Linked DNA regions of Homo sapiens: region 2 is linked to region 1. Evidence: chromatin loops called from intact Hi-C (ENCODE). Cell type or tissue: heart right ventricle. All regions are shown on one strand.

Region 1 (2,500 bases):
AAAATAGTTTATCAAGTAGGTTAGGCACTATGGAAATAAAAAGATATGAAGGTATAAAACCATGATTAAAGTCCACTAGGGTTCTGTTGAAAAGATCGTGTGTCCAAGGATCTATGATGGAAAACAGAAGTATTTAGGTAATTTAATGAAAAGCCATTCAAAATGGACATTTGCTAGTATGCAGAAAAATTAAACTTTTCTCCTTTTCTGTCAGCTCCTTGGTCTCACCCATGAGCACTTAAGATGAGGTGAGGCAAGATGAAATTGCACTTCAGTTTCTCTGTGAAGGACTGGTTTGAAGTTAAGGATTTTTTGTTTTTACTGCTGCTCCTGGTATAAACCATTCATGGGCTGCATTTCACCTGCCCCTTTCTACTTACTTGCCCCTCACAATCCTCTTCATGTTTTTCATTGAGAGGGAGAGGGTAAAGGAGGGGAGAAGAAGAAAGAGGAGAGGGAACGTCAGCTGCAACCAGGACTGAGCCTGGGGCTGGCATCAGATCCGGTGCCAGAGCATCAGACTGGATCAGGGCAGCCTGCAGCTGGAACTGCTGGGCAAGGAGCTGACAGGGCATGGTATGGGCAGAGAGGAGCAGGGTTGGGTGAGTTCTGAAGGGTGTGGAGTCAAGATTTGAAAGGAGTGAGAGGAGAAAGAGAAAGATAGACAAGGCAAGGAAATGGAGGGGCCTCTGTTTCTGTCCCTTGCTGCTGGTCCTTATACAACCTGCCTTCTCTACCTGGGCCCCTTCTCCCTTTGTATTGCTAGAGCCGACTGCTTCTTTTTCCAAGACTCCTTTTTGACACCCAAGTACCCCTCTTATGGCCCCAGACATCAATGCTTCCCCTCCTTGTGGTCCTCGCCACACAATATGCAGTCATCTCTTTCTTGTGGGTACCATGCCCAGGCCTGCAAGCTGCCCGAGGGAAGGGGCCTTGTCCATCGCATTTGCCATGCAATTGCAAATACAATGTTCAGCTCAGGCTATGTGTTCATGAATATCTGATGGGAGAATGTCAAATAAATGTCAGGCCCTGATGTATGTTGCTGGAAAAGGAAATGCATCAGCCCTTTCCCAGAGAAAATAAATTCCTATGATAAGACTTCTGCCCCATAATCCTTCATATATCACCAAGGCGAGCCAGCCACTTCCCATCCACTCCTATTTCTTCACTGACCTGGTACTGTACTGGGCAACTGCACACGGCCTTTCTAAGTGCACTTAGTGGATTGCTCCTTCCCAGTTTGCCATCTGGAGCCTTCATATTGTTAACAGAACATTCTTCAGACACTCATCAAACTCCCGGCATCAAGCACCTCTGTTCCAGCACGTGACTTCCTGTAACGGGTCCTGCCAACTTCTCACTAGTCTATTAAAAATAAAAGCACACCCAGAATGGCTCCCACGTCCCCTCTCCAGTGACCTCAACCCCATGACTAGGGAAACTGTGACTCAACCTCAGGAAAAAACACGGCTAGTGTCACTAGCAGAAACTAAGGATCCTCCTGGGCTGGCGCTGGGGATATTAATAAATCCAGTAGATTGGATCATTTGCCCCACCCGCTCTCTTTTCTTTAGGGAATTTGAATGTTCGAGTGCTTTAAAGTGGAGATAAAACGACCCATGATTCATGTTTCTGTCTTTCTGAAGAGTTTCCTTGTATAAGCTCCGACAACCTCTGCAGTTACTTGAAGGTTAATACTATTCTTTCCCAAAAAGGAGGAAACCATTTCCCTTTTCTATTCATTGCTTTCCTCCTTCTACACCTGAAAGGAGAGGTGAATTCTTTCCCCCTTTTCATTCTTAACAAGAGAATCTCTTTCGTACTCTCACTTGTCTGGAGATTTGAGCATTAAAAAAAAAATTGGTATAATTCTTCAGCTAATCCTTCAAGAAGACACTGCATGTATTTTTCCCCCTCTCTTTTGGTTTTTTTTTATTGGCTATTAGGCTAGCAAATTTTGGATTTGAGCAGTTCAGATCCTAGGCTAGCAACTTCCTGAGCTGATTGTGCAAAGCTCATTCACGAGAAAATGCCCTGAACTGCCTGGTCTCAGCACAGTTTTTTAAAAAACTCTGGTTCTGTTTTCTTAACTAGCCTCCAGCAGCTCTGAAATGGCAAGCACTAGCCAGCATTCATTCCCCTTGGAATTAAGGCAAAATCACTCACAACCTTGAGTACTTCCAGGACACCTGAGGGAGACTCAAGTTCTGGTACCCAGGAGTCAGGTAAAGTCCAGGAAGTGTGGTGTTCTTATTCACAGCAGACTTTCAGAGCACTGAAGGGCTTGGGGGCTTCAGGGTATTTTGTCTGTGACTTCCCAGCAGGACCCAGGACAAATGGCCATGCTCTGTAAACTACTGGCTCTGTGCTGCTGGTGGAGATACGGGATCCAGGACCCCAAATGTCTTATGAAGCCCAAGGCAAACTGAAGAGAAATTCCAGCTCCCAGAACTATCTATAGGAAAAGGTCTTGAGTTTTCAATTAAAATCTTTCTTT
Region 2 (2,500 bases), 82 kb after region 1:
GCGCAGTGGCTCATGCCTGTAATCCCAGCATTTTGGGAAGCTGAAGTGGGCAGATCACCTGAGGTCAGGAGTTTGAGACCAGCCTGACAAACATGGTAAAACCTGATTCTACTAAAAATACAAAAAATTAGCTGGGGATGGTGGTGTGCACCTGTAGTCCCAGCTACTCTGGAGGCTGAGGCAGGAAGACAGAATTGTTTGAGGCCGGGAGGAGGAGGTTGCAGTGAGCCAAGATCGTGCCACTGCACTCTAGCCTGGGAGACAGAGTGAGACTCCGTCTCATAAAAAAAAAAAAAAAAAAAAGTTCATGGGCATATTAGTTTGTTAGTGTTGCCATAGCAAAATGCCACTCAGTCATAGGTAACACTGAGTAGCTTACACAACAGCTCACAATTTTAGAGTCAAGAACAAGATTAAGGCATAGACATGGTTGCTTCCTTTTAAGACCTTTCTCCTGGGCTTGCAGATGGCTGTCTTCTGATGATCTGGTGTCTTCACATAGTGCCTCTGTGTGTGTGCCCGTCTGGTCTCTTCCTCTCCCTCTCCTCCCCGCCCCTTCTCTCTTTCCCTCCCCTTTCCCCTTTCTCCTCTTCCTTATCCTCTATTCCCTCTCCCTCTCCCTCTATCCTTATAAATGACATCAGTCAGATTGCATTAGGGTACACCCTAACAGCCTCATTTTAACTTAATTACCTCTTTGAAGACCCTATCTCCAAATGCAGCCACATTCTGAGGAACTGGCCGTTAGGGTTTTCACATATGAATTTGGTAGTGGGGGATGGGGAACAATTTAGCTCTTAACAACGGATTAATATGAACAGGGAATTTTGAGCTGTACTGAATAATTACTAAGTATTATTACTGTTATTACTAAGTTGACATTACTTAGGATGCATTTTGCCCCAAATGATTAATTTTGAATCAGCTCATCTGGAATGCTGGTCTCTAAGTTACTGCACAGAACAGGCCAATTCTGGCCACAGCCTGGTATGGAGAGTGGCTCAGTGCCTCCCTTCTAAAGAGCATCTAGATAACGGGGATGTGGCTGACCTGGCCTTTTAAGTTGCTGTTTTTATAAGTTGTCCACATATTGATGTCATTTACTTTTGTCCATCCAGCATAAGGTATTTAATGATGAGATTATTTAATTTTGAGATGAGGGTTCAAGCCATAAAATTTTTTTGAAAGATACCAAACAAATAAATAATAATGGTTTTGCCAGAATAAGGATTTTAACAGTGGGACAGTAAGTCATACTCTGATTCATACGGGAAGGATAAAAATAGCCTGACAACAATGGGGAATTATGAAAAGTGCCTATTGAGCAGTCACTGAAAGCCCAGTAGGGCTGTAAAGGGAAATGAATGCATATCTAGCGGGTACCTTCCATACTCATTTGCAAGTGCATCTCTTTCTTGGACAGGCATCTACTTGTGCTCAATAAATACTGGGTGATTGATTAACAGAAAAAAAGATAAGCTGAATATGGGGCTGCAATCTCAGACTTCTGCTTTTAATACTTAAAGAAGTCTGAATTTAAGCCTTCTTGTGTCATAATAGCTTAACTTTGGAGCACAGAAGAGAAGCTGTCTGCTGCTACTCAGAGATGCCTGTGGTTTCAGTGTAAATGACAATCAAGGCTGGTCTGTGTGTCCAGTTCTAGGAGGACTTAGGCATGTGTCCAGGACAATTAAATGCTCGCTAGCACCCTTTGGACTCTAATTTTGAAATTATTTTCTTGGGCATGTATACTGGAGAATGAATGCTGGCTATATCATCTAATGGCTGCTTTTCTAGGGCCCAGGTTGTCATGGAGGGGGTGGGGATTCACAAGCCTTTTCACTGTCATGACACACATAGAAAATGATGTTTTTACGGCACACTGAGATGACTAGATACATCAATCAGAGTCCAGTTCAGGACATCAGAAACCACTCTAGATACAGTAACAGACCGAGCTGAATATGGGGAATTGGTTGAACAAGCATTAGGACTGAGAAAGTAGAGAAGACAGAAGTAATCCAAATGGAGGAATTGCAGCTGCCTCCTCTAGGCTGGGGAAAAGAGGCTAGAAGTTTGGATTATCAGACCTTGGAGCTTGGAAGAGGGACCTAGGGAGCTAGGACCAGTTCTCTGAGCAGGGGTGGCTGCTCGGGGACCGCTGGTACCTTAGGAGCTTGGAGGATGGAGCCCAGGGACCCGGGAACCTGCTTCTGGGGAGGGGCACTGCCTGGATGCTGCTAGTACCTCTGAGGGGCATAATAAGGCTGGTTCTGGGAGGGTAGGGAAAAGCTGGAAACTGGAACCCACTGCTGCTGTGGGGCTAAAGAGCCAATGCCAGGTCACCACTGCCAGGAACAGCCAGCATGTGGGAAGGAGCAAGTCTTCTCTGCTGCCTCCTGCCTCCCAGTCTCCCTTCAATGCCTCACTTGAGGACCATCTGGGGAGTTATCTGTAAAAGGAGAAATGTATTTGCAGCCCCCCAGCCCCAGCGTCACAG

The links. A loop is a pair of places that touch in the nucleus more often than their neighbours do. Peaks named below come from ENCODE experiments on the same cell type or tissue, not always from the same donor. Only the 100,000 strongest peaks of a DNase experiment are listed, where the experiment ranks them.
Region 2: a loop joins it to region 1, with 3 times the contacts of the local background. A loop is called at or near these places in 2 of 110 quality-filtered maps.

What each region holds. Positions count from the first base shown.
Region 1 is chr4:152,242,927-152,245,426 of GRCh38, reverse strand. No RefSeq gene overlaps it. Among named protein-coding and RNA genes, the nearest start is that of FBXW7-AS1, 93 kb to the left of the region's middle. RefSeq lists a silencer at 1,378-1,564. In heart right ventricle, no CTCF peak of the experiment used is centred here; a DNase peak (open chromatin) is centred at 1,346; H3K27ac peaks cover 1,842 bases.
Region 2 is chr4:152,160,990-152,163,489 of GRCh38, reverse strand. No RefSeq gene overlaps it. Among named protein-coding and RNA genes, the nearest start is that of LINC02273, 61 kb to the right of the region's middle. In heart right ventricle, no CTCF peak of the experiment used is centred here; no DNase peak of the experiment used is centred here; H3K27ac peaks cover 935 bases.